Regions from separate parts of the Homo sapiens genome. Here region 2 is linked to region 1. A link is a contact called in ENCODE Hi-C or POLR2A ChIA-PET data. All regions are on one chromosome and are shown on one strand. The core of a region is the stretch at or near the end of the contact, and the rest is flanking DNA. Distances in the headings are between cores, read along the strand shown.

Region 1 (6,875 bases), core at 164-2,663:
AGTTTCATATTTCAGTTGCTGCATCTCTACCTGTTTTTACTCCTATGACCTCAAACTCAACATGAAGCCAGCTTCCCTTTCACGTATTCCTATTTTTGTCAATGACACCATCATTCTTCCAGTCATCCAGGTCTGAGATCTTGGCATCATCTCTCTTCTTCTTCTCTTCTAAATCTTGTGGGTTACCAATTTCTGTGGCCTCTTGCTGAAACGTTTAATATTTCTCTCAATTCCATTTCTTCTTTTTTTTTTTTTTTTTTTTTTTTTTTTTTTTTTGAGACAGAGTCTCACTTTCATCCAGGCTGGAGTGCAGTGGCGCGACTGTGGTTCACTTTAGCCTCGACTTCCCCAGCTCAAGCGATTCTCCCACCTCAGCCTCCCGAGTAGCTGGGACTATAGATGTATGCCACCACATCAGGCTAATTTTCTGATTTTTTTGGAGATGAGGTCTCACTGTGTTACCCAGCCAGGTCTCAAGCAATCCTCTCAGCTTGGCCTCCCAAAGTGCTGGGATTACAGGTACCATGCCCAGCCCATTTCTTCTTTTTAATTCCATTTCCTACATCCTAACTCAGGTCCTCATGATCCCACAACCGGGTGGTGACAATATCTACTACTCATCCTGGTTCCATCCTAGCAACCCAACCTACAACTACTGTGGACTACTCTCTCAAAATTACCATTTAAACAGAATCACAAACCCCCATTTCACCCCTTTGATTCTAATTTTTCACAGCTCCCAGTGTCCATGGATAATAAAATTCAAATTCAAAATCCTGAATAATGTTGCCCATGCCCTTGCAACCTCCTCTCACTTTTCCTTCACAGAACCATCCTCCCCAATCAGAAATTTCTTTTCTTCCCAACGCCCACCTCCACCTTTGGCTTAGGCCTGTAACGGACTCTGGCTCCTCTTCTGAATTCTGCTCTGTTAAAATTAGCAACTAGAGCAGCAGACCACGGCCCCTCCTCAAAATTCCAGAGGTACCTACTGATCTTTCTAGAGAGGCAGCCTTCAGACCTATGTTCCCAGAAATCTCTACGTTTGTGCCTTTCCCAACTAGAGAATTAACTCTTGCGGGGCACAAAACAGCCTCTATTTCTTTGCGTCCCCAGCGCCTGTTTGTTGAAGACTGAGTTGAAGGAGTAGCAGGTGGTGTTAATTTGTCAAAAAGATGAGTTAAGGTGCTGGGGGCGAGGGGGAACACCCCCACGGCCCTCCCCCCACAGCAAGGCAGGTGTGTCTGGGGGCCTCGGCGGGTGCCGGGGCGCGGGGCGGATGGTGCCCCCCGGGCGCAGGCCAGGGAGGCCCGAGCGCCTTCCCCACGCCCCGCTCGCCCGCGCGTGTGAGGGGAGGGCGGCCCAGCCGTTTCGCGCCGGGAGGTAGGTGGTGCTGTTGCCGTGACTGTCTTCCTCATTGGCGCCGTGCAGAGAGGCGGAATGTTCAACTCCTAACTGCAGCGGAAACGTGGGAGCCGCGCGGGCCGCTGTCGTCCCAACCCCCGCCGCCCTCGTCGCGCGCGGGGCCTCCGCGCCCCCGGCTGCTGCTCACGCCCCGCCCGGGAGCCAGGTAGGGGTCAGGCTGGAGCCCGCGGAGGGCGGGGAGGGAGGGGGCGAGGCCCGCCGCGCTCGCGAGTCGTCCCTGCGTCTCGGGGCCGAGGCTCCGCCGGAGCCCGGGAGTCTAGGCGGCCTCGGGAGGCTCCTCGGGGCTCCCCTCCCCGACCCAGGGCCCGCCCGGCGGCGGCGGCCGGAGCGAGCGGGCGGGCGAGCGAGCGAGCGTTCGCGGCGCCCGGGAAGTCCTCGCGGGACCTTGGCCGCGGCGCCGCCAAGTGCGGTTCGGGAGAGTTCGGGCCGGTCCCATGGAGAAGTTGGCGCCTGGAGGCGCGGGCGCAGGCCGGAGCGGCCCCGGCTTTCGCGGTCCCGGGCGTGCGGCACGGGCAGGGGCTCCGCGAGCAGCAGAGCCGGCCAAGCAGCGGGTGACTGGGGCACTGTCGGGAGGCGAACCGCGAGGCCCCCAAATCAGGGTAGGGTGCAGGCCACTTCCCAGCACTCGCTGTGCGTGCGAGGAGGGACGACGAACTTCTGCTTTTCTAAGAACTCGACCGCGAGCGGTGTTGCTTCCCATCCATTTTCCTTCATTCTGTTTTCCTCACACAATTAGGCCATGCGAATAACCAGCAGGAACAATGAACACTAAAGATTAGTTTTAAAAACATGCGTAAATGTATCCAGAGCCACCGCTCCCCGCCCTTCCTGCCCCGGGCTTGGGCAGCATGAAGCGCCCGCCCTCTCGGGCTTCCCCCTTTCCTCCCACCGGAGCCGGGGATGTCTCCTTTGGCGACCCTCAGGCAGCGGCTTTTTGTGGGCTCCCAGACCTGCACCAGGCCCAGAAGTGCTTACCCAGGCCGTCGCCTCGTCTGGCCTCGCTTGCCCATGACAGCTTTCAGAAAACTTTAATTCAGGACTGGCTAGATGACATCCGATTGCCTAAAAAATTTTTTTAAAAAGTTATCTCTGTTAGATCGCTGAAAATGTTATGTTTCTGATGCGCTTTGAGATCGCGCATAAGTACTGTTTATGGGGAACTTAATTACTATTTTTGTTAGTTTCTGTAATAATGAAAGCAACACAATTTAGGGGCCCATTCCAAGTATGGTACAGTAAGCAGCTCTCGATACTGGTGTGTGAGAATCGTCTTACAGAGTGAATTTGAGGATGTTTGACTTAAGATTGTTGAAAACTGTACTCCTTCTTTAACCCCGAAGCTGTTTTGGAAGAGCCTTCTTGCTTCCTCGACCTTCGTTGAAATGAACAGCTAGGATTTAGTGGATCCAAACCTCCAAACACGTTTAAAGACAAAAATAAACAAGTGATTCAAGGCTAGTTAATGTCCTCTTTGTAGTAGGCCTATCTCCACAGTGAAATTTCACTTGTTTTTCAATTTTCCAAAAAAAAAAAAAAAAAAAAGTGATGGCTGCATTTTAATTATGGTTATGGTCATTTGTAGAGTCTTTGTTTTAAATTCCTGCTACTATAGTGAGAGATTTAGGAGATTGTAAATGAATACGAATTTAGTTTGGGAAAACAGAATTAAGATAAAGAAAAATGGTCTTTTGGACCACTGCACTGTTTATTTTAATCTATCACAATTTAATTCCTACTATAACTTTTTGAGATTATTTGGGGAGTTTTTTAACTACAAAATATTGTTTAAATAAAAAAATTTAGTGATAATAATTCCAGAGTAAATGACCATGATGCAATTGCAAGGACTTTCTCCGTTGTCTAAAAAAGCAAATAGATGATTGATCCGTTTTTCTTAATCTTTTAGGGAATATATAAGGACACAGTAAAGAGAGAAAAAAAAATCCAAATATTAAACACTCGGACTTGGATCTAAAAATGGATGGTCAAAGATCTTGGGAACTAAGGGGCCTTCTTGCCAAATAAGGAAACTTGGCAAGTTGCACTGTGTATTTTAACTTAGCACAAGAGTGAGTGTTATTGGCAATATATTGGCTCAGAGCCTATCTGGAATGAGCAGTGAAACTGACTTTGATAGGGCTACAAAATTATAAATAGGTTTGTGGGGGCGTGGAGTGAATAATCGAATCATCAGAGAAAACACTGAAAACTTTTCATGAAAATAAGTCAGATGTAAGGTGAAGCTATTAGTGTGGAGTGACAGAGCAAAATGGACAGTTTATTTTAGAAAGTGGTAGATTCAGAAGAGAGGAGAGAATCAGTGGTTTTTTTGTTTTTGTTTTGTTTTTGTTTTTGTTTAAACTGGAAAAAGATGTTTGTGGGGATATAATACTTCTTGGAATAAGATAGCCCTATGTCTGTATCCTGAGATGTTGGAAATAAAAATGAATTTAGATCACTTGTTTTCCATTTTATTCTACCCAGGACAGATTGACAGGGTGAGTATCTTGTCTATCTAAATGTAGTAGGAACAGTTAAGGCACCTTTTGGTCTTACTGCAAGGAAGATTTAGGCTAGTTTTTTGGTAGCTATTAACTTTGCCCCACTAGACACAAATAAGCAGAGTTCCAGCTGTGACCAGAAAATTGTACCTGGTAAGGGAAGAGGACTATGAATGCTAGAGCTTAGATTGATTCGACTGATACATGGGTGCTTTTATGTCAGACCCTCCTACGGATGCTGAAGCATCGTCCTAATAGCTGTTAAGTAATCCCAGCACAGTAGAAGAATCTGTGAGAACAAAGCAGCCCCACATTTGACACCCTAACCCCAGTGTCTTCAATTGTAATAGGAAATTAAAGCCTCAAATTGAACTTTAGGTGGATGGTGAGCAATCCAGTAATTACTGTAATAAGAAAATAGTTTAAATAGGGTAAACAAAAGGCAAATTAGAAGGAGGAGGCAGAATGTTATTAACAAAAAGACATGATATGGTAGAAAACAATGATATGACTTTGGAGTCAGGCCTGAATTTGACACAAGTTGTGTCACCTGTAAGGTAGTTGGCTTGAGCTACTTTCATACCCCTGATCCTCAGTTTTCTCACTCATGTAAGTTAGGAACAGTAGTACCTGCTTCCTAAGGATAAGTACAGTCATGTGTCCATTAATGATGGGGATACGTTCTGAGAGAACTGTGTTGTTACGTGATGTTGTAGTTGTGTAAATACCACAGCGTGCACCTACACAAACCTAGATGCTATAGCCTACTACACACCTAGGCTGTGTGAGATAGTCCGTTGCTCCTAGGCTACAGACCTATGTAGCATGCTGCTATACTGAATAGGCAGTTGTAACACAGTAATAAGTATTTCTATCGAAAAATAGAAAAGGCACAGTAAAAATACAGTATAAAATATACAGTATCAAAGATAAAAAATGGTACACCCGTATAGGGCATTTACCATGAATGGAGGTTGCAGGACTGGAAGTTGTTTGGGGCAAGTCAGTGAGTGAGTGGTGAGGGAATGTGAAGGCCCAGGACATCACTGTACACTACTGTAGACTTTATAAACACTGTACACTTAGGCTCTACTAGATTTATTTAAACATTTTTCTTCAATAATAAATTAACCTTAGCTTGCTGTAACTTTCTTGTTTTATAAACTTTAAACTTTTTTTTAACTTTTTGAGTCTTTTGAAATAACACTTAGCTTAAAACACAAACACATTGTACAGCTATACAAAAATTCTTTATATCCTTATTCTGTAAGATTTTTTTTCTATTTTTAAATTTAAAAAAAAATTTGTTTTGCTTCTTAAACTTTGTTAAAAACTAAGACAGAAACACACACATCAGCCTAGCCCCACATGGGGTTAGGATCGTCAATATCACTGTTTTCTACCTCCACATCTTGGCTCACTGGAAGGTCTTCAGGGGCAGTAATGTATATGGAGCTGCCATCTCCCCATCTCCAGTGATAACAATGCCTTCTTCTGGACACCTCCTGAAGGACCTGCCTCAGTTAATTTTCTTTTTTTTTTTTTTAAGTGGAAAGAGTATGCTCTAAAATGAGGATAAAAAGTATAGTAAATACATAAATGAGTAACACAGTCATTATCCTTATCAAGCATTGTGCACTGTACATAATTGTATGTGCCGTACCTTTATACAGCTGGCAGCATAATAAGTTTGTTTACACCAGCATCACCACAAACACATGAGTAATGCATTGTGCTATGATGTTAGGAAACTGTGCCATCACTCAGCAATAGGAATTTTTCAGCTTTATTACAATCTTATGGGATCGCTGTTATATATGCAGTCCATTGTTGACTAAAGCATAGTTATGTGGTGCATGACTTTATGAGAAAGCACATAGAAATGCTTGTAACAGTGCCTGAAATTTCAGCCACTGTATCAATGTGGTAAAGAAGGATGTTTTACTACATCTCTCAAGTTATACGCAGAGCTGCTTGCCCACTGTCCTAGTCTGTTTTCTGCTGCTAGAGCAGTCTGTCACAGCCTGGGTAATTTACAAGGAACAAGGGTAATTTATTTGGCTCATGGTTCTGGAGCCTGGGAAGTCCAGGTACATGGCTCTGGCATCTGGCGAGAATCACCCATTGTGGAAGGGTGGAAGGCGAAAGCAAGCCATGAAAGACAAAGAGAAAAAGTGAACTCCTGAGATAATTAACCTACTCCCAGGATAACAGTGAGAATCCATTTATGACCTAATCACCTCTTAAAGGTTCTGCTTCCCAGTACTGTTACATTAGCGATTAAGTAATTAAGTTTCAACATGAATTTTGGTGGGAGCATTCCTACCATAGCACTCAGCTCTTCCAGCTAAGGCTTGCCTTTGGTACCCTGTCCTGTTCCCAAGTTATACTTATGTAGTGGGTATGTAGGTTTTCATAACTACTCTCCTGCTTTGAGTATAAGTGTTTCTAAAGTGTGCTTTAGAACCACTTGGAACCATTTTTATAGCTAATTTTGAGCAAGGCCCCAATACCCTTCTTTCTGGACTCATCTCCAGGCTTCCATTTAAGAAAACCAAAAAGAAAAGGAAAGAATTGCTGTCTGCACGTCATGTAATAAATCTTTACTTATTAAACTTTTCTACCAAAGTACTCTATTGTGGGGATAAATGAATGTTTTCCTTCAAGAATTTGTCCGTATAGCCACAGATACCCCAATGCAAGCAAGTACTTGCTTTAAAATTTTATATTTAATCTTAAAAATTTATGTGGATTTTGCATTCTCTTCTGTCCTACACTGTTTTACTTAAATTGAACAAATCGATACAGACACATATTTTAAAAAAGACAAATTTTTTTTTTTTTTTTTTTTAGAAACAGAGTCTTGCTATGTTGTCCAGGCTGGCCTTGAACTCCTGTGCTCTAGCAATCCTCCCACCTGAACTTTCCCTGTAGCTGGGGCTGAGGGTA
Region 2 (6,855 bases), core at 2,172-4,671, 210 kb after region 1:
CTTGGGAGGCTGAGGTATGAGAATTGCTTGAACCCAGGAGGCAGAGATTGCAGTCAGTCAAGATCATGCTCTGCACTGCAGCCTGGATAACAAAGCAAGACTCTGTCTCAAAGGAAAAAAAAAAAAAAAAAAAGAATAAGAAATACAGTTTGTAGAATTTTAGGGATCACTTAGTTCAGTGTTCCTTAAACTGAGATCAGACGTGTTCTAAAGGTCACACATTCTGTAAGAAATGTTTTAAAGTTTTGTGTTCGTATTTCCAGAACAATCTAAAAAATTAGTATGAATGTATTCTGGAGTATCCATGTGGCCACCTCAAAACTATACACTGCCATGCAAATTATTAAGTGAGTCTGGGTTTTTCTTAATGCCAAATAGTATTAATATTACTCTTGGTGGGCTAAAAATACAAGGGGAAATTTTAAACACACATGAAATGCATTTATGCCAAAGCTCACTGCATGTAGTAGTTTGGTTTCCCAGTAATTGGAACACAGAAAAACGATGACAGAATTGAGTAGGTGAAGACACTGTATTCATGATGGGAACAACAATTTTGCTCTAAAAAACATCCCCTTTCATATCCAATTAATGCTATTAAGTTTGATTTTGTTTATATTCAGTTTGTAAGTCTGTGAGAGATGTATATAGTTGAATGACAACTCTCAGGAAAGAGGTTTCTGCTTTTTGGAGTGGTGGTTTTCTTTTAAGTAACATCATAACCAAAGTAATTGAGTAATCCTAGGAGAATCTCATAATTCTTTCCCTTTAAAAGGATGTCATACATTACTCAAGTTTGAGAAATGCTGATTTAAGTCAACCCTACTGAGTTTTAGATGGTAGCCACAGGGCCTAAAATAAGCTACAATTAAATCATAGTTACAATTACTACTACTACTGAAAATGGGAGAGAAGAAAAAAAACAAGAAAAAGACATCAGAAAGTGACCAGTAAGATGATCAAGATAGGCATGGTAAACAACCCTGTAAACTAATACTTAAGACAGGGACTGTAACTTTTTCATCCCGAGTGCCCAGAATGTTAGATCCTCTGTTAAGTGGTAGTAAACTCAAGTGCCCAAGACCACGCAAGGTGGAGACAGAGCCAGAACTGGAGTTTTAGACCTGTATTCTCTCAACTCCACTCCTAGAGCCTTTAAACACCTGCCTGCCCGGATTACCTAACTGTCATCACTTTCTCATTTCTTTTTCCTGCCTTTTTTCTTTCCTCAGTTCTCAGTAGTAATAATAAATTTAACTATACTTTATAGCTAACTCTGTGCCAAGTGCTTTAAAAACATGTTCTTGTGCCATGTTTAATTAGACTCCGCAAATCCTGGATTGTCTTTACTTTTGTTTTCTTTGCAATTTTGTTTTTCCCATGTCTTCGTCTTGAAGTTTCTTGAGCTAGGCGGCTTTTCAAGCTGAATGGCTGCCGGTGTTCCTGAAGGGTGTGCACTTTCAACCTGAATTAGGCCATTGTGCCTATTATTGGGATCATGAATTAATGATACTTGTCAGTCATTATCTTGAGAGCTTTTTGTTGTCCTTAAAGACAGTTCATTTTGCTTGCTATTGTGACTGTGACAATTTGGTTCTCAGTAAAAGACAGTTTACATGCGAGTGGAAACCTTTGTGTTTTGTAGTGTTCTGCTATGAGTTATGTTTTCCTCAGCCAAGTTCCCTGAAAGAAAACACCCTTCCTGTTCTCCCCTCAATCCATTATTTCTACCATGACAGGTTTCTCAAGCAAACAGGAAAACCATCAAATGTAACAAACCTTTTTCTTTATGTAGCGCTTCACAGCCGAGCACAGAGGCTGGCCCCCATAACAGGCAACATTACCACCTTAGTTAAACACCGTTATCTCTGTTCTACAGAGGTGAAAAGATTTCCCTGGTGGTATTAGAAAAATCTAGAGTGCTGTCCAAATTTTAATGCAGAAGAACCAAAGTTTAGTCTTTTATCCAGATCATTGTGGTCCCATGTACATCAACCTTGCAAGACTGATTCCATTTATAGCTATAGAAAGATAAAAATGAGCATTCTATTCAACCTGCAGGGCCGTAATCAGACTGTGCTAGGTCTTGCTGCTACAAAAAGACAGCACTTGGCTTCCCTGAGTGGGAAATTAGCATGAACTCCATTAGTTTGTGTTTTATAAAGACACGAACATTTCCCCTAATACATATCTTAAAAGAGAATTTCTCAAAAGATAGCTATTCTCCCCAGCCTTGCTACCAATCACTCTGTTATAGCGGGATGGATATCTCAAGTTTTATTAACAAATTATTTTACTAAATAAAGCCTAGATAAAAGATACACTCGTTCTGAGCTCCCTAAAAAGTTAGTGTTCTATCAGTGCTGGAAAGAGCGACTGACTAAACATTGATTCTAGTTTTTTGTTTGGTTTGGTTTTGAGACCGAGTCTCGCTCTGTTGCCCACGCTGGAGTACAGTGGCGTGATCTCAGCTCACTGCAACCTTCACCTCCCTGGTTCAAGCGATTCTCATCCCTCAGCCTTCCGAGTAGTTGGGACTACAGGGGCCTGCCACCATGCCTGGCTAATTTTTGTATTTTTAGTAGAATCGGGGTTTTGCCATGTTGGCCACGCTGGTCTGTAACTCCTGACCTCAAATGAGCCACCCACCTTGGCCTTCCAAAGCGCTGGGATTACAGGTGTGAACCACCGCGTCCAACCTGATTCCAATTTAAAAACAAATGATTAAGAACAAAGACAACAAAGAAAAGCAATCATAACCAGCACACACACTCTTCTTAAAATTGCCATTCCTGAGTTTGCTGCAGCATGTGGAAACCAAAACATTACCATTAATAGACAAGGAAAGGAAAATAATCCCAATCCTTTCTGCACTTCCAGAGTTTGACCTTTAACAGAGTCAGAGCTGGGTTGAAGGTAAGGAGAAGCCAACATTAGCTCAGCTGGTTGTCAGACCCACCACTGAAAAGTACTGGCTCCTTTACCATAGTGAATAGCTTCTCTGACAAAATTAGGGTCTTTGGCAGGGGTGGGGGTCACTATTTTATTTTTATTTTTATTTACTTACTTATTTTTGAGACAGGGTTTCACTCTGTCACCCAGGCTGGAGTGCAATGATGCATTTGTGTCCGGAATTGGTGGGTTCTTGGTCTCTGCGACTTCATGAAGCCGCGGACCCTCCAGGTGTTACAGTTCTTAAAGGCGGCGTGTTTGGAGTTTGTTCCTTCTGATGTTCGGCAGCGTCTTCCTCCTGGCGGGCTGGTGGTCTCGCTGGCTCAGAAATGAACCTGCAGACCTTCTCCGTGAGTGTTACAGCTCACAAAAGCAGTGCGGACCCAAAGAGTGAGCAGCAGCAAGATTTACTGCAAAGAGTAAAAAACAAAACCTCCACAGCGCGGAAGCAGACCCGACCAAGTTGCCACTGATGGCTGAGGGAGGGCAGCCTGCTTTTATTCCCTCATCTGGCCCCACCCACGTCCTGCTGATTGGTCCATTTTACAGAGGGCTGACTGGTCTGTTTTACAGAAAGCTGATTGGTCCGTTTTGACAGGGTGCTGTTTGGTGCGTTTACAGTCCCTGAGCTAGACACAAAAGTTCTCCAAATCCACCCTAGATTAGCTAGACACAGAGCACTGATTGGTGCATTTACAAACCTTGAGCTAGACACAGGGTGCTGATTGGTGTGTTTACAAACATTGAGCTAGACACAGAGTGCTGATTGGTGTATTTACAATACCTTAGCTAGATATAAAGATTGTCCAAGTCCCCACCAGATTAGATAGATATAGAGTGCTGATTGGTGCATCCACAAACCTTGAGCTAGATACAGAGTGCTGATTGGTGCATCCACAATCCCTTAGCTAGACATAAAGGTTCTCCAAATCCCTACTAGACTCAGGAGTCCAGCTGGCTTCACCTAGTGGATCTCGCACAGGGGCCACAGGTGGAGCTGCCCACAGTCCGGCCCGTGCACCCGCACTCCACAGCCCTTGGGCAGTCGATGGGACCAGGGGCTGTGGAGCAGGGGGCAGTGCTCGTCTGGGAGGCTCGGGCCGCGTAGGAGCCCACGGCAGCAGGGAGGCTCAGGCATGGTGGGCTGCAGGTCCCGAGCCCTGCCCCGCGCGGAGGCAGCTGAGGCCCGACAAGAATTCCAGCGCAGCCCCGGCGGGCTGGCACTACTGGGGGACCTGGCACACCCTCCGCAGCTGCTGGCCCGGGTGCTAAGCCCCTCACTGCCCGGGGCCGGCAGCGCGGCCGACTGCTCCGAGTGCGGGGCCCACTGAGCCCACGCCCACCCAGAACTCACGCTGGCCCGCAAGTGCCAGCCGCAGCCCCAGTTCCCACCCACGCCTCTCCCTCCACACCTCCCCGCAAGCTCAGAGAGCCGGCTTCGGCCTTGGCCAGCCCAGAGAGGGGCTCCCACAGTGCAGTGGTGGGCTGAAGGGCCCCTCAAGTGCAGCCAGAGTGGGCGCCAAGGCCCAGGAGGCACCGCAAGCGAGGGGTGCAAGGGCTGCCAGCACACTGCCACCTCTCGCCTTCACAGCTCACTGCAGCCTCAGCCTCCCGGGCTCAAGCCTCAGCCTCCCGGGCTCAAGCCTCAACCTCCTGAGCTCAAGCAATCCTGTCACCTCAGCCTGCCAAGTAGCTGGAGCTACAGGCAGGCACCACTACGCTCAGTTAATTTTTGTATTTTTTATAGAGACACGGTTTCACCATGTTGCCCAGGCTTGTCGCAAATTCCTGAGCTCAAGCAATCTGCCCGCTTTGGCCTGCCAAAATGCTGGGATTACAGGCATAAGCCGCCATGCCAAGCTTTTTTTTTTTTTTAAGTTTGTTCTGGTGATATTTTATCTTCTCCTTACCTGAGGAAGAAGAATGCTCAGTAATTATTTCACTATGCTTACTAATTGTTTCACTAATAATTCACTTAGTAATTATTTTAGATTTGCTCCAAAATAAAAGTAAGATAAGTATCTTTAAAAGAATAAAGTGTATCTATGTAAAGTGCTCCATTCACCTGGCTCTTGTCATCATAACATAGCTGTTATTATGGTATTTGCTGTTGTTGTTGCTAGTATATTATTATATCTTAAAATTCAAAATAAAATGGTCAGGCCTGAGACAGAAATAGTAAGGCTCTAAACCAGCTTTCACTAGCAAAATAAGCATTTTTGCTTTGCTCTTTTTGTTAATCATCTTTGTTTAAACCATTCTCCCCAACCCTTTTCTTTGTTTTGTTTTTAAATTGCCTTATGCGGAGCTTGCAGTGAGCTGAGATCATGCCACTGCACTCCACCCTGGGTGACAGAGCTGGACTCCATCTCAAAAAAAAAAAAAATTGCCTTATGGGTAATAACTGTGTTTGTAGTGGATCAATATTAAAATTCCTTAAAATATTATAATCTAGTAAGCTTACTCCCAAAATAAATATACCTATTGTCTTCAGGCTTTGGCTACTGTAAAAGGATTGTATGTCAGGGACTTAGTTGTACAAGTTTACATGTTCCTAAACATTAAACACTATGGTGACTTAGTAAATTGAATAAAATTCTGTAAATTTTTAATGGATCCCCAAGATTCCAATCTGATATTATTACATTATTACTTTTTAGTCAAGTTAAAAAAAAAAAAAGTGTGTGTGTGAGTGTGAAAACAAAAGTCTGGAAGGATACACAATAGAATATTAATTTTGTTTATCTCTGGGTGGTGAGAGAGCAGCTGTGTATTTTTTCTTGTTTTGCCTATTTGTCTAATATGTCAAAAATGAGCATGAATTGCTTGTCTTTTTTCAGTTAAAAAATGTATTTCTGGCTGGATGTGGTGGCTCACACCTGTAATCCCAACACTTTCGGAGGCTGAGACAGGAGGATCACTTTAGGCCAAGAATTCCAGACCAGCCTAGGCAATGTAATGAGACCCTATCTCTACAAAAAAATAAAAATAAAAAAATAAAAAAATTAACTATATTTCTGTTAATATTATAATCTAATATATTTAGATAAACCTTCGAAAGAGAGCTTTCTACCTCCTTGGCCCAGTGGATTCTTTTGGTATCTCCCTACCCTCTGAAGGAATCACAACAGTTATCCATGAGAGTCTTTGTTGTCAGCACCCCTAATTCTAGCCAGGCATTTTCAAGGGGGTATCCAATAAGCCCTAGCACAAATCTGTACCACTGCTAGTAAAAAAACCCTCTGAGTTTTTGTTCTATCAGATGTGAGCTGACAATTTCATCTTTGAGATTAAGGCAACCCTACATTTTAACACATCACTTAGGAGCTGTATGGAGTAGGACATACTTTCCCAATCTATGAAATGGGGACAAGGATATTTACTTCACAGGAGAGTTATGAGTGTTAGGGACAATGAGTGTAAAACTCTGAACAAAGTGTCTCGCAAGTGTGAGCTTTCAACCCACAGAAGCCACTCTAATAATTCTTTTCTGTGGGTCAAACAGCAAGAGGTTCTTGCCCATTCCCCCACCTGAGACGTTAAGTGTTAACATCTCAAAAAAAGGGCCGGGTATGGTGGCTCATGCCTGTAATCCCAACACTTTGGGAGGTTGAGGTGGGAGGATTCCTTGAGCCCAGGAGTTTGAGACCAGCCTGGGCAACATAGTGAGACTTTATCCCAACAAAAAAGAAAAAAAGAAAAAACACAGGAAGGCAGACTTTCCTTTCACACAGCCTTGCCCGAGAAAAGGAACAGCCTGCACTCATTTGCTGTTGAAATGATTAAGATGTCTGTATTGGCCAAGCGTGGTGGCTATACCTGTAATCCCAGCACTTTAGGAGACCAAGGCAGTTCAGTGGGCTGAGGCAGGAGAATCGCTTGAACCTGGGAGGTGGAGGTTGC

What was found. A loop is a pair of places that touch in the nucleus more often than their neighbours do. ChIA-PET counts read pairs that join two places held with the same protein, here RNA polymerase II (POLR2A). Pooled maps may share reads with other maps.
Region 2: a map of prostate gland shows a loop between it and region 1 (3-fold over the local background). The contact joins the promoter of MAP3K20-AS1 here to the promoter of MAP3K20 in region 1. A Hi-C loop is called at or near these places in 1 of 168 maps with a recorded cell type or tissue (prostate gland) and 2 of 50 pooled maps. POLR2A ChIA-PET finds 5 or more read pairs at or near these places in 2 of 52 experiments (activated CD8-positive, alpha-beta memory T cell and activated T-cell).

The regions. Positions count from the first base shown.
Region 1 is chr2:173,074,433-173,081,307 of GRCh38, forward strand. MAP3K20 (mitogen-activated protein kinase kinase kinase 20) reads left to right here and starts at 1,414. Exons shown (of 20, transcript NM_016653.3): 1 at 1,414-1,570. RefSeq lists silencers at 1,109-1,158, 1,239-1,978.
Region 2 is chr2:173,278,615-173,285,469 of GRCh38, forward strand. MAP3K20-AS1 (MAP3K20 antisense RNA 1) reads right to left here and starts at 3,422. Exons shown (of 8, transcript NR_033882.1): 1 at 3,068-3,422.